2 separate regions of the Homo sapiens genome follow, and region 1 is linked to region 2. Evidence: chromatin loops called from intact Hi-C (ENCODE). Cell type or tissue: natural killer cell. All regions are shown on one strand.

The links. A loop is a pair of places that touch in the nucleus more often than their neighbours do. Peaks named below come from ENCODE experiments on the same cell type or tissue, not always from the same donor. Only the 100,000 strongest peaks of a DNase experiment are listed, where the experiment ranks them.
Region 1: it touches region 2 in a loop (8-fold over the local background); 22 of 110 quality-filtered maps call a loop at or near these places.

Annotation. Positions count from the first base shown.
Region 1 is chr1:66,722,190-66,730,189 of GRCh38, forward strand. SGIP1 (SH3GL interacting endocytic adaptor 1) reads left to right here. Exons shown (of 25, transcript NM_032291.4): 20 at 7,075-7,230. Among named protein-coding and RNA genes, the nearest start is that of DYNLT5, 26 kb to the right of the region's middle. In natural killer cell, CTCF peaks have their summits at 4,056 (motif pointing left) and 4,255; DNase peaks (open chromatin) are centred at 4,032 and 7,142; H3K27me3 peaks cover 523 bases.
Region 2 is chr1:65,955,164-65,963,163 of GRCh38, forward strand. The region is part of intron 3 of PDE4B (phosphodiesterase 4B); the gene reads left to right. Among named protein-coding and RNA genes, the nearest start is that of PDE4B-AS1, 92 kb to the right of the region's middle. In natural killer cell, CTCF peaks have their summits at 3,867 (motif pointing right) and 4,073; DNase peaks (open chromatin) are centred at 3,608 and 3,898.

The DNA of each region.
Region 1 (8,000 bases), 770 kb after region 2:
TTTCTGCCTTCGTGAAATCTTCTCCTAGGTTCTGAGTGACTTGTCCCCTCATTCCCTTCATGATTCTTCAGTAAATTTATCAAAGAGACCTTCTTTGTCCATCCTATATAAAATAACAACACCGCTCCCCACCCCGTCAACATTTTCTTCCTCTTTACCTCATGTTCTCTGTCTCCATAGCCCTTCTCTCTAACATCTTTTATGTTGTTGTTGTCCATTATTTGTCTTCTCCCCCACTAGAATGTAAATACCATGAGAGCTGGATTTTGCCTGTTTGGTTCACTGTTGTGTCCTCAGCTAAACAGGACAAGGCATATTTGCTGAACAAGTTGAATTGAATTACTCACCTAATATTTACAAAATGGCTACTATGTACCTGCCATTGTGCTAGACAGGAGATATATTGGCGATAAAGACAGCTCATATGGAAAATAGGACTTGTGCATAAATATAATACCAAGTGCACCAGAGAACAGGTGTAAATATGGTGCAGTGGGAGTTAAGAAGCCGTTATTAACGTATTTTTTAATTCCAATAAGTGGTACAGCAGCCTGTCCCATCGGCCTGTCACAATATAAGCCAGGGTTTTCATCCTGGTTCAGTTTCCCAATACACTATGACAGGCGTGTAGGGTAGTCTGCACCTGTAAGCTTGATGTCTGCGGCCTTGGCATTCCAATGACATGGCACTTGAGCCAAATTAATATTAGTGTTTTTCCTATACCCTTCTAAATTAACTGAGTCTTTGACTTGTGGATGTATATGGAATCTGTTTTTAATTTTATTGCCATAAATAGTTGTAGGATATCCTCTATGCTGGTAGGTGGGAGATCCAATTTATTTCATTAAAATTTTGAAATCAGAAACTTATAAATGAATCATGAAATGACACTCATATATTTAATTTCATCTTCAGCAACCATTTTAATTGCTCTTCCTTTATCACTCACTTTCAAGGAAACAACTCAAGTTCTATCACCAGGTGGAAATAATGCCAGCCAAGGTACCAAACAGAGAAATGATGCAGCAAAGGCATTTGGATTTGATTTTGTCTATAGTTCCCTGTCATCCTGCATCAAAGCCATTTGTTCTCAGACCATCCATTGGGAACAGAAATCTACTATCTTAATTTTTATATACTATGATATGTAACCCATTTAAATATAGTTATACTGTAAATATTCGGAGCACCCATAACAGGTATTCTGACATGTAAGACTTTCTCAGTAGCTCACAGGCAGCAAATTCCTTACCTTTGCTACTGATTGGGGAAACACATCTCCCGCTATTAGTTCCTATTTAAAGAACATTGGTGCTTAAAAACAAGGGTCAGAGATTAACTCTCTAATTCCCTAGAAAAGCTTAGGTTACTCGGCTCTCTCTTATCCTTCTTTTATCATCACATTTTAATTATTTATTCAGTATCTGTCTTCCAGTTTAAACTAGAAATTTGCACAAGGACCATTTGTCCAATTTGTCACTGCCAAATCTAGCACATTACATTGTGCCTGGTATATTGTGTAGGCACCCTATAAATAAATAAATAAATGTATGAATTTATTTTTTAAACAATGAGTTCTTACTCTGAGTTCTACATTATGCACCGTTGCCTTCCCAGAACCTATGACCCAGAACTTGTCTTCACAATAGTAGATAAGATGTGCGTGAAACTGCAACATAATTTCCTAGAAAAAGATCTGTACCTATCTCCAAGCAAACCCAGAGAAAGGAGAAACCAAGGAAGGCTAAATGGAGAGGATATTAAGAAATGTTTCGGAAAGGCCTTCTTTTGAACTTAGTCTTGTAATATGAAAAGCAGTACATAAGCCAAAGAAAGGGAATTGTAAAGAAAAGAAGAGAAGCTACATCTACACAGATGTACACTGAGAAACAGACCTAGGGGTTTTGTTAGCAGTACATATAAATTGTATTTTATGAGAGAGATGCATCTCTGATGACCTCACACATTCCCTGAACAAAACTGGCCAGTGTTTCTGTGACCAGCTAGGGAAAATCCAGTGTATAAGTCACTTGGCTGGTTGACTTTGAAGTTTTGCCATTTTTTGACAAATGTTTCATTTGTGAGGATTCACATGATTTCTTATTTTATTCATGAAGTAAGCATCTATTCATATTTCCATCTCACATTATTTCCACCATTCAAACTCACATGAAATGTAGCCACCTTGCATACTGGTAGGAAAAATCCTTAAGTTAAAAAAAATTCTTTGGTGAGTATAGAAAATATTAAATTTTTATATAGAAAATTTCAGGTCAATTTAGACACTGGATGGATTAATAAGTCAGCAAAAGTTCTGGCTCTGACAGTTGTGATGCTGAAATGTAATTGAGGCCTCAGTGCTTCTTACACAGGACTACGTGGACTACTTCTCCCACCTTCTACCCAACACTGTAAGCCCTTTGAAAGCAGAGGCTATTTTGCTCATTTTTAAATTACCACCCCACTGGAAAAAATAACAAGAACAACTTGCATAGTTAGGAGTGAATAGACAGATGCCTGTTGAGTTAATAAATGCCACCTCCTCCCCTGTCTGACTTGCTTTCAAAACAGAAACTTTATCTCCTACCAAGACACCATTTAGATCTCATTTTGAGCAACTTGGCAAGAAAACTGAGAAAATTCCCTACCAGTTAAAGAACAGTTGAGCCACCACTGCTAATAACAATATTCTAAGTGATGGTAGGTGCTGAAATCTAATTTTATAAGTGCTCTAATTGTTTTCTAATAGCTGCCAAACAATATTCTACATGTCCACATATGGACAAATATCAAGAGTAGACTCAGCTTGAGGGGAAATCAAGGTTCAGAACCAATTTGGCACTAGTATACAAACAGGGTTAATGGATCTAAAAGGTAGAGAAGGAAGACAGCAGTTTGCTCCCAAACTGGGAGGTCAGCAGTGTTCTCCAGGAGAGATGGAAATGCAAACTTCCAGAAACCAAAAATCCCATTCAGAGCACTACAAAGTTATGGATTTAACACCTGAGTGAGGGAGGCTCACATGGCATCTTTAAGAAGCTCATCTGCTCCCAATCTCTGCCCCAAACCCAGCCTTATACCTACAAGGTTATAGCAGTTCCTCATTTAAGCTATTTTGAATGTATGCCAGACAGCACCTCACCTGAACCATGTGTGTTTCATCCATTAGAGTTACACAATATCCAAGGTGACTGTAGGACAACGTGGAGTCTCCATGCTCCAATGTGAGCAAAGTTTTCATTTATTAACATCAATTTCCCCAGAAAGTACATACCTGAACTTAGAGGTGAAGTACTACAAGAGTCAGCTGTGGAGACATTGGAGGAAATCATAAAGAAGCTCACTCACTTTAAGCATTTACTGTGTCCCAAAGAAGAATAAAATCCTTGTGAAATTTCTGCTTTAGCCAAGGTAGAGTAACAGACCAATTTACCCTTCTACCTCAAACAGCTTAAAAATAAGCAAAATATATAAAACAATGACTTGCAAGACACTGGACTTCAGGCGAAGGCAGTGATCCCTAAAAGGGGAGGTGTGCCCTATGATTGCTCCAGCTTACCTGCTTGAGAGTTTTCAGGCCTGGCATAAGGAGAGCCCAGCTGACTTCCAGCTGCTCATGGGAAGGTGTTTCACTGAGGCACTCTACTACAAAACTGGCCGAGGGAATTGCCAGGGGAAGCTAAGGTTGATGGGTGCTGCCGCCACCATGCACTGCAGAAGATGGCAGTGGAGAAGGTGTGAACATGGCAGGAGGCTGGAAAAGAATCCATCTGCATTGCAAGATCTGGGCATTGTGGCAGCCCAGCCAGTTGTACTACATGAGTCAGATGACAGGAAAGCTGTCTGTGCTACCAGGCACTGGCAGAGTTATATGGCTTGCAAAACCTACACTCTGGGGACACTACATGCACTGCAGGAGCCACACACAAGCCTCTTGTAACTTCAACAACCTAGCACTACGTAAGCCTTGTGCATTGCAAGAGCCTGCATTTGCAAGCAGGCTGGAAGGGTGAAGGAAAACCCCTTTCTCCTGCAATGTCTCTCTAGCGCCCTCTACTGACAAAACTAAGCATGGTTCCTGCAGGCAAAGAGAAAAATACAATAAAGATCCGTTAATTTTCTCAGAGCAGTCAGTAAAGGGTGAATTGGAACGGGGAGGCAATGATTGATTTTATATAGACATTGACACGGTGATTATAAACCTCATGTGGAAATTCAAAGGGCCTACCATAGCGAAAACAACTATGAAAAGGAACAAAGTTAGAGGACTAACATTACTTGATTTCAGAACTATCATAAAGCTACTGTAATCAAGACAGTGCAATACTGGCTTAAAAAATAGACCAAATAAATCTATAGAACAGAATGAATCGTGAATCCAGAAATTGACTCACACAGATAAGGGCAATTAGATTTCAACAAAATTTTCAAGGTAATTCGGTGGAGAAAGGACAGTCTTCTCAAAAAAATGATGCTGAAACAACTGGATATTCATATCCACACACACACAAAATGAACTGAGATCCATACTTGACACTATATACATTGTAAGACTAAAATAGGTGAAAATGGGTAATGAAGCTAAATGTAAACTCAAAGATTTTTTTTTAAACTTCTAGAAGAAAATATAAGTGAGACAGTTGCAGTGGCTCATGCCTGTAATTCCAGCAGTTCGGGAGGCCAAGGCAGGAGGACTGCTTGAGGCCAGGAGTTTGAGACTACAGTGAGCTATGCTCACACGACTGCACTCCAGTCTGGGTGACAGAGAAAGATCCTGTCTCAAAAAGGAAAAAGAAAATACAAATGAAACTTTTGTGACCTTCGGTTTGGCAAAGATTTCTTAAATAAGACACCGAAAGAATGACTGGATTAGATATAACCCATAAAAGAATAAATTGATGAATTAAAAACTTCTGCTCTTCAAATGTCCTTTTAAGAGAAAGAAAAAACAAAACAAGCCACAGACTGGGCTGCAAATTATATATCTGATAAATGACATTCCCAGAATGTATAAAGAAACCTTGACATTCAATAAGAGAACAAACAACCCTATTTAAAAACTTGGCAGACAGTTTAAGCAGAGGATAACTGATGACAAGCACATAAAAGATGCTGATGATCCTTAGCCATTATGGAAATGCAAATTAAAACAACAAGAAGATACCACTACTCACCTATGAGAATGGCTAAGATTAAAATGATCAGTTCTACCAAGTGTTGGTGAGAATGTGGAAGAACTAAAACCCTCATGCACAGCTGTATTTTCCACTTTAGAAAACAGTTAGGCAGTTTCTTTGAGAGTCTACACCTATTATGTGAGCTAGTGACTCTCCTCCTGTGTACTTACCAAGAGAAATGACAGGGTATATTCATACTAATACCCGTACACGCGTATTCATTGCACCTTTATTTGTAATAGGCAAAAACTGGAAAGAAGCCAAATGTTCTTCAGTAGGTGAATGTATTTTTTAAAACTGTGGTATACCCATACACTACACAGCCACAAAAAGAAATGAACTATTAGTGCACACAACTACATGAACAAGTCTCAAAATAATTATGTGCAGTGAAAGAAACAAAAAATCACACACCTTACAATTCTGTTATATGAAATTCTAGAAATTGCAAATGAAGTTATAGTGAAGCATATTAACTCTTGCCTAGGGACAGGGAAAGGAGGCAGTGGGAGAGATTACAAAAAGGGATTGCAAAAAAGCATAAGAAAACTTTCAGGGATGATGGAAATGTTCATTTTCTTAATTGTATGATGATTTTACATCATATAATCTCATGGAGTTTTACACTGTATATAAGTTCAGTTTATTATATATCAATTATATCTTCATAAAGCCTTTTTTAAAAAAAAAGAATTGTTTTTCCTTCCACGCTATCATCCCATTGTGTTAACTTATATGACTGAGTTTACAATTTTGACCAAATAGACAAATTAATGGAATGAAGAACTAGTTAAGTGCAAGGCAAAAACTTTACCTCATGAGTACATAAAACAACATGCTAAAGGCATTACTCATGTTACTCGAAGAGCTAAGTAAGACAAGTCCAGGAAATAATGTGATAACATTGTACAATATACTATCTTCAAATATGCTGCCAAAGATTCAGAAATCAAAGTGAGGGAGAACCACCAGAGTAGAGGATTCTATTCATGAGGTGAAGCTATAGACTTCTACAGAAAGAGAAAAGCTGTACTTTTCTTCTTACATTTCAAAACACATAAAACAAAATAGTCACTTTTTAAAATAAGTGCTGACCATTGAGTTCTCAGATAAGTTAGAAATGATACACTGCTGGTGAGAGTGTAAATTAATTCAACCATTGTAGAAAATAGTGTGGTGATTCCTCAAAGAACTAAAAACAGAACTACCCTTTGACCCAGAGATCCCATTACCGGTTATATTCCCAAAGAAATATAAATCATTCTATCATCAAGACACATGCATTGGTATGTTCATTGCAGTACTCTTCACAATAGCTAAGACACAGAGTCAACCTAAACGGCCATCAATGATAGACTAGATAAAGAAAATGTGTTACATATACACCATGGAATACTATGCAGCCATAAAAAAAGAATGAGATCATGTCCTTTGCAGGAACATGGATGGAACTGGAGGCCATTATCCTTCCCAAACCAACACAGGAACAGAAAAACAAACACCACATGTTCTCACTTATAAGTGGGAGCTGAATAATGAGAACATGTTGACAGAAAGAGAGGAACAAAAGAAACTAGGGCCTGCTTGAGGGAGGAGGATGGGAGAAGAGAAAAGTTCAGAAAAAAAAAACTGTCAAATACTATGCTTAGTACCCAGGTGACAAAATAATCTGTACACCAAACCCCCAAGTCACATGTTTACCTATATAACAAACCTGCACATGTACCCCTGAACCTAAAATAGAAGTTAAAGTATTTTTTAATGGAATTGTAAGAGCCTGCCTTTTATCTCTTCTGCTATTTAACATTGCCTCATAAATTGTTTTTCACAGCAGTTTTGATTCAGTGTATTGACATGGATTTTCTCTCTCTTTCCTCTCTGTGTTTTGATATGCCAGATGTATCGTTAAGATTACCGGAGAAATGGTGTTGTCATTTCCTGCTGGCATCACCAGACACTTTGCCAACAACCCGTCCCCAGCTGCTCTGACTTTTCGGGTGATAAATTTCAGCAGGTTAGAACACGTCCTGCCAAACCCCCAACTTCTCTGCTGGTAAATATGATTTTGCATAAATTTTTCAGAGATACATGTGGCTTAGTACTTTGTACTTAGATGAGGGATATATCTTAGCAACAGGGTCGCACTATAGTGAAATTACCACCACTCAGATATATTTGTAGATTCAAGCACAGAACTTTTACCAGCTATCAAAATTTGTTGTGGGTGGTTGTGTGTGAATGTGTGACTGCATATGCATATACGTGTTTTAATGGCCAACTATCTCAAGTGGTTAGAGAGACAGGGTAAGAAAATCTGTATCAGCAACAGTTTGTTCATCGTCTGTTTTACTCATTATCAACAGACAGTGGATGACAATGGTGGGAAATGAGCCAAATAACAAGAATAAAATCCTTTCATTGTATGAGCATCTTTTTATTTTTATTTTATTTTTGAGATAGAGTCTTGCTCTGTTGCCTAGGCTGGAGTGCAGTGGCACCATCTCAGCTCTCTGCAACCTCCGCCTCCTGGGTTCAAGTGGTTCTCCTGCCTCAGCCTCCCAAGTAGCTGAGATTACAGGCGCCCACCACCACACCTGGCTAATTTTTGTATTTTTAGTAGAGATGGGGTTTCGCCATGTTGGCCAGGCTGGTCTCAAACTACTGACCTCAAGTGATCTGCCTGCCTTGGCCTCCCAAAGTGCTGGGATTACAGCCATGAGCCACCACGCCTGGCCTTCTTTTTAAATCAATTGTGTGTGTAGGTGTGACTGTGCATGTGCATATGCATAATAAAGACATCAAATTCAGGTTTAATAGTTAATA
Region 2 (8,000 bases):
TTCTTTTACCAAAATCCTTCCCTGTACCCTGGAGCCCTGTCCGTCCATCCATCTCAGATGTTAGTTTCAGCACAGTCCCGTAAACCTTCAGGCACTGACACATAAAGACCTTTTGTTCTGAGGACTGGGAAGAGAGATGTAGAAAAGTGTTTCCCTAGGGCGTGGACAGTTTATACTACATCCACTAAAGTCAAGTGCAGTTCTGAGGGAACCCTTTTATGGGATTTTGCATTCTCTACCCATAGAAATGTGTCTTTCTCCTCTTATTGGAAAAACAACAACAAAAGCATAGAAATAGTAATAGAACTCACCGCAACAGCATAATGCACCAAGTGGCACATGTGTGCACACTGACACTCACACAAGTGAAAAACTGAAGCAAGTCGCCCAAATTTGCATGGGTAACAGATTTGGGATTCGAGCCCATGTCTACTTCACATTGAGTTCATTCTGGTACGTCATCTTGCTTCCTCAAGAGCAGGGTGTTATCCTTTCTCTGGTTTATCTAGCAGCTTACCTGTATTTGTCACTCAAAACTGACTCACATTTCACCTCCTGGGGAAGGTGCCCCAATTCCCTTTTGAACTTTCTACAGTAACATGCTCTTCAGTCATTTATAGGGTTACGTGCTGTTCTCACGCTGGCCTCTGATTCTTTGAGGACAAGGACTGTGTTTTACTGCTTTCTGCATTTCTGAGGCCTAAGAGAGCGCCTGGAATATATTAGGAGCTGAAATATGGGATAATAAGAAAGCTCTTAATTTTAAAAAAGAAATATGCTACCACTATAATTCAGCATATTAAGCAATAAGTATGGACATGAAATCCAGAAGTCACATAAATTCATCTTTAGGTCCCAGATTGATAGCTGCTGGGATATTTTTAGAGAATTTTGAAAAGATTCCACAGTTTTCTTCAGCAATTTATTCAAATATGGGCCATTCTATACTGTCAGCAAATTCTCTCTGATATTTAACCTGAAGCAGTAACCTATAAATGGTATGCTGAGGCTCTGAGAGAGCTGGTATAATTGCCAAAGTTGCAGTCTTACTACTGGGATATATTTAAGGTTTGGGAAAGTCTTAATTCAGCACATTTTGAAGAGCAGTATTTTTAGTTCCTTGGGTGAATGGTCCTGTTTTAATTCAGGAAACAAAAGGTGCTGGTTTAGCTAACAGTTTGATTTCAATCTCTGAAGCCTTTCCACCAATTATTTTCTTTTTCAAGCAAAATCAATCTTTCCTCCATGTTCTCAAGTCCAATTTATTTAAAACACACACGTACATGTCTGCAGGCACACATACATACACACACATAGTATTACAGTACAACTATTATATACTGTTTTAGATGTAGATATAGAAAGAAGTATAGATATAGATTGCGGTTTCTTGAGTTTCTAAGAGTTTCCTTATTGTTTGCTTCTCCAGTGACTTTGCAATAACCTAGCAAACTTCCAGTAAATGTTCGCGAAATACGTGAATAGTAAATGAGAGAAATGAGGTGGAGCTTGAAATAATCCTGCCACCTTTGTTCCTATCACTGTAAATGTTATGTATACCTGTCTCTTTTCGTAGAAAGTCTTGCACATATGTACCCGGAGAAGAGACAGTCATTGGTGTGATTGCTGTCTTAGAGGGTATGCTCAGCTTGAACTTTACCAGGAAACAACAAATTATTTTTGAAAGTGATTGAAAATTTATACTCCTACCAGCCATGTATAAAGGTTCCTATTTATCTGTGTACTCTCTGATCTTTGATATTGTCAGACTTAATTTTTGCCAATCTAGTAGGTATGTACAGGTATCTCATTGTGACTTTACTGAAGACTGGACAATTTTCAGATATTTATTTGCTCTTTATTTTTTTATTTTCTGTGACATCTCTGTTTAGCTTTTTTGTTCTCTTTTGTTTTTCTTCTTTATTACTGATTTGCAGGCATTTTTACATTTATGTAAATACTAATATTTTGTCTCAGGCTGGCTTGTCTTTTTACCCTCTTTCTGGTGCTTCTTGGTGGATAACATTCTTCATTTTGATGTAGTTGAATTTCATCACCCTTTTATTTTATATGGTCAATGCTTTGTGCTTAAAAAATCCTTTCCTACCCCAACTTTATAAATATCTTTTCCTATATTTTCTCTAAAAGTTTTAAGGTTCGCCACCATTCGTTGACTGATCTTTCTCTCAGTAATTTCCAATGCCATGTCTGTTACACAGCAAGCTATCATTTATGCAGGGGTCTGATTCTGGGCTCTCTATTTGTTTGGCCTGTGTGTCTGTCCCTGAGCCTAATTAGTAATTTATATCAGTAAGGCATTTTCTCCTACTCTGTCACTCTTCAGAAATGGTGAGTTCTTCCTGCTCCTGTACTCATCATGTAAATTTTAAAATCACTGGTTAAATTTTATGAAAACCTGTTATAACTTTCATTGTAATTGTATTGAATTTAGAAAGCCATTTCTGGAAATTGGCATTTTTTTGGTATTGTGTCTTCCTATCTATTAACATTCTGTATTTCTTGATTTATTTAGGTCTGTCAAAGTCTTTAGAAAATATTTATAATTATTATTCTTAGGTCTTGCTCCTCTTTGTTACATTACTTCACTTTTGCTACTATTGTAACTAGTATATTTTAAAAATATATATTTTCAATCTGTGGCTGATCATGGAAATAAAATTAGATTTTATATTTTGACATTACAACCAGCTGTTTGTTATTGATTATTATGCATAATAACTTGTCTTGAGAATCTTTTGTGTTTTACATAAAAATCCATTTTCTGCAAATATTAACACTGTGTTTCTTCCCTTCTAATCTTTACTCCTTTAATTTTTTTCTTGTAATTGTATTGGGTGTTTAGTACAGTGCTGAAAAGAAGTGCTATTATAGTCATGCTCGTCTTGTTTCATATTGTACAGGGAATTGCAATCAGATTATGTCTGTTGTAGGCTTTTTATAGATGCATTTGATTAGGTTATGGGCGCTTTTTGCGTTCTTAGCTTTATAAGATTTTTAAAAATATGCTTGTGTTGGATTTTTTTTAAATTATATTTTTCCCTGCACTTATTGAGATGGTTTTTTTAAAAAATTTATTGATATGGTGATAAATATATTTTCTAATGATAAACTGCCTTTTCCTTCCTAAAATAAGCTCAACTTGGTCAAGATATATTATTATGGTTTTAAATTTATATTTGGAAAGTTTGCCTATATTTTATTTAATTTTTTTGCATCTAGTTTCATAAGTGAAGTTGACTGATATTTTTTTCCCACATTGTGGTATTTTAAAAAGTATCAATGATATGGTAGGCTCTTAGAGTGACTTGAAGATTGTGCCCTCTTTTTATCTTTTGGGGAAGAGTTTAAAATTTATAAATAATGTGGTAGGATTCACCTATACAATATCTGGGTCTGATATTTTCTTCATGGGAAGATTTTTTAAAACTGTGATTCGTTTTTAACCTATTTAAAGCCTACTCTTTATTCTTAATACTGTTTTAATGTTATGTTTTTTCTAATAATGTGTCCATTTTGACTAAGTTTTTTAGTATGTTGGTATAATGTGATACACACACACACACACGCGCGCGCGCGCGCGCACACACATACACACACGCAAAATACCATAGTGTTACCTTATCTTTTTAACCTGTTTTATCTGCAGTTGTATATCTGCAGTAATCTGCAGTTTTGTATCTGTAGTTATGACTTATATAGTTATATTTAAAACTTCTTTTGAAACAAATGTTCGTAACTGCATATCAGAAAAGTATTACAGAAGGTATTTAATCATTTAAATTTGAGTGTGTTCTGTGCTTCCCAGATGCAGAAATAAAATATTTTCTTTTGTTTTATTTTCCAACACAAGAGGGCAGCATTGCTGCACTGTTAATTTCCTGTAGGCTAACACCGCTGTGCCTTGTGTAGGTTTAAATATACAGCACATCTCTTTCAAATGGATAATCATTTGAGGATTGCATAAATGTGGACCTTGTCTATTTTTCACTTACATGACATTCATTGAAATTTAGTTTTGAAAACAATACTCTCTGATTAGCATTTATACATGTTTTATATTTGCTTCATTGTTTCTGATTCTGTAACAATCACCTCATTCTGAGAAGACTAGGTACTGTTGTGTTTGATAGTGTGTATGTATGGTAATTTTCTAGAAATCTGAATTTTTTTAAATGGGCTTTTCAATGATATTACTGAGAAATAGGTAGGGTACTATTTTGACATAAAGGATAAAGAACCCACAAAGTCCATGAGCTTCCTGTCGGATATGAGAGATTAAAACTGCTGCTGACTACACCACCAGGTCCATGTCAATTAACTCATTTGCAGATGGGAGGTGAGAGTGCAAAAATAATATTAACATTAATATTAAGTACCATTACTGGCTACTCATTATAGCTTAGATTCTTTATTTGCTCTACTTAGATTTATTTTTATAACATCATCCTGTAAAGTAGGTATTATTACCCCCATTTTTACAGATGAGGAGGCAGAAGCTTGGGTTGGCTAACTCACCCCTTAGTTCATGAGGGTCAGAAGAGGGTGCTGATTAATAAATCCCCAGGCTTTCTCACTACTGCACACTGCCTCACCATCAACAGCAAAACAGGTTGAATTCGACGATTCAGTAAAAAAGTAATTTTGATAGTTGAGTTCCTTTATCCCTTACCACGTCTATTTCACATATATGATTATTATTATTTTGGTAGAGATGAGGTCTTTTTATGTTGTTCAGGCTGGTCTCAAACTCCTGGGCTCAAGCAATTCTCTTCCTCCTGAGCCTCCTAAACTGCAGGGATTACGGGCATGAGCCACGTGCCTGGCTCACATATTTGATTTGGTCTAGGCTATCTTAACAAAATACAAAATGCTTTGTAAAGTCTACATTTTATTATTGCATTTGCTATTTTTAGCTCTTTATGTCTGAGCAATTGTTTAATGCCTGTGCCTGAGAATCTTTTTCTCAACAGGGGAACTGCGGGGGAGATTCCAGAAGTTCCTTTTAGAGTTGTTGTTTCACTGTATCAGTGCATCGGTGACTGAGAAGGAAGTATTTGCTTTTGTGTGGCAGCGCAGTAAATTCGCAGAACACAGTTCCAAGAAGCCCAAGGCACTAGCAAGAATGATAGGTCACCATCTCCATTATCTGTCGGTGGTGGATATGGAAGATAGCATTCTATATTAACTTTTGAGAAAGAGAAAGTTAGGCAAGAAGAGATTGCTGAAATAGATTGTCTGTGATTGCTGAGGTTGAAAGTTTTTTATTCTTGGCCAAGGAATGTATCTTTTGGGTTTAACATCACTTTAGGAGTCAGACAGCCTTGAATGTTAGACTGAGCTTTGCATTTTTTAGGTCATGACTTTAGGCAGATTCCCTGAGCCTCAGATTCATCATCTGTGAAAGAAAGATAAGACTAATACCAATTTATCCAGGCTAAAAATATATATAAAAATATATTTTTTCAAACATACACATTCAAAAATAATGACCATATTTTTAAATGCTATCCTACGTTGTGTCAAGGGCACCAGTTTCTAACTTAGAGACATTTGCAATTTTGAGCAGTGTCTTCTGAGGCCACTGGGTATCTCTAGAAAGCTTGAAGTTTAGGAGTAAACAGAAAAAAGCTTGTGAACATGCTTTATAAACTGTAAAGATTTGTAAATATATAAAATCATTATAATGGCTCCTCTCTCTGAACTCAACTTCCACTGGATACATGGCATATACTTTTGCATGTATCAACTTAGCTCAAATCAATAAAAAACATTTTTGGACTCCTGGTAAGTCCAAACATTTATTCATTAAAAAAATTATTAGGGACCTAAATGTACACTGTTTTAGGCACTGGAGATTGGACAAGAAACAAAACAGATGAAACCTTTGCCCGTGGAGCTTGTATTTGTAGAGGTGACATATGTGGATCACACATAGGTAGGATGTTTCATAATAATATAGAGAAAAATAAAGTCTAGGCAAATGGCTAGAGAATGGTGGAGGCTTGCTACTTTAGATGGAATTGTCCAAAAGCCTTCTTTGAAGAGGGAAAAAACTGAGCAAAGACTTGAATGAAAGAAAGAAACCAGCCATACATCTGTCTAGAAAAACTGAGTTATTGGCAGAGAGAACAAAAAGTCAAAGGCCTTGAAATGAGGATGTGTGCCTGGTATGTTTGCAAAATGGCAGGAAAGCTATGGTAAACCATACAAATTATTGGGTTTTCCATGTAATCCATTGTCTCTTTGAGAGACGATATCTATTATAATATTATAATTTTATAGCTCCTCTTTTATAGGTGTTCATAATAAGAATAAAGATAATAATTAGTACTTTTTGAGTACTTGCCATGTGCTATATTTGTCCTTACAACCCTCCCAAATAAATATAATTATCCACCATTATACAGAGACTCTAAATAGCTTTCCTAAGGTAGCATATTCAATAAGTTGGTGAGGCAACGGTTTGTCTTATTTCAAGTGCAGGGTGCATAATAACTCAATGGGAAGACAGATGAGTGAAAAATGCGTAGTAATGTCAGAGGGCTTATGAAAGGTACCTAGGGAAGGTGTCATGAAGTTACTTAGGGAAGGTGTCATGTTATGCCATAGAGGATCAGTTCCTTAAGGAAGGAGAAGATGGATTGGGAGTGGAGAGAGAATTTCCTGCGAGAAACAAAGGCATGAAGGCTTGAAAGAGCATGGGGTACATACGCAGTAAATAACAAACAGTTAAGTGCGGCTGAAGAGTCTGTAGCATGCGATTTAACACAGATGCTTCTCCACTTATAATGAGATTACAACCTGATAAACCCATTATAAGTTGAAAATATTGTTAGTCGAAAATGCACTTAATATACGTAACCCACAGAGCATCATAGCTTAGCCCAGCTTACCTTACATGTGCTTAGAACATTTACTTTAGCCTACGGTTGGGCAAAATCATCTACCACAAAGCCTATTTTATAATAAAGTATTGAATATCTCATGTAATTGATTGAATACTGCACTGAAGTGAAAAACAGAATAATTGTATGGGTACTCAAAGTAAGGTTTCTACAGAATGTGCATCCCTTTCACAACTTCCTAAGGTCAAAAAGGGGTCAGTTGAACCATTGTAAGTTGGGGACCATCTGCAGACATGCTCAGGTGCTACTTTGCCAGGCAGGGTCTGCTACTGTAACATAAGACACCTCCCAGCCATGGCTGATTGGACAGAGGTGGAACTCTGACCCACAGGTAGCAGAATCCACTGTTTTACTAGGGACATAGGATGTGTGTGGCTTGACTCAAGCAGCTGAGGTGACTGAATCAGATTCTGACTTTCAAAACATTGAAGCAAGGATGCAGAAACTGTTGCTAGTCCATGAAGGGCCCTGGGATAGGGAGATTATCCAAATTTGGGTGGCTCAAGAGGTCATTGGGCCATGGGAAAGCTGATTAGGAAGCTATCTACAGAAAGAGAAAAATGGAACAAGTACAGAGAGAAGCAAAGATGGAATATTATGAAACCTCGGAGAGAAATGGAGAGCAGCAGATCCTCAGTTTCTGTTGCATTTCCAGTTCTTTAGGCCTCACGAGGCAGGTCTATGTCCTGTCCTAGATCCCAGAGATCTTTCTATCCCAAAATTAGGGGGGCCATGTAATTTAGATCCAAAATGGCACTCTTTTGAAAGTGAAAGTGGCTGCTATTAATAATTACAGACGAAAACCTCCAAATCACTGGGAAAACTGGGTTGTATGTGGTGGTGGGCTAGGAAGTATTTAACAACTGGGTCCCCAGGAAACAACAGCAACAACAAGCCAGAATTTGATTGGTAGTGTTTGTCGATTTCCATGTTGTAAATACTCTCACCATAGCTGATTTCCAGCTACCAACTGGCTTGGAAAATTCCTGAAAATTTAATAATCACCTTTCTCAAGATGCGACAAGTCAGCTCCCGTACACCACTGGATGCATACTGCCTTACCTAAAGTACTCT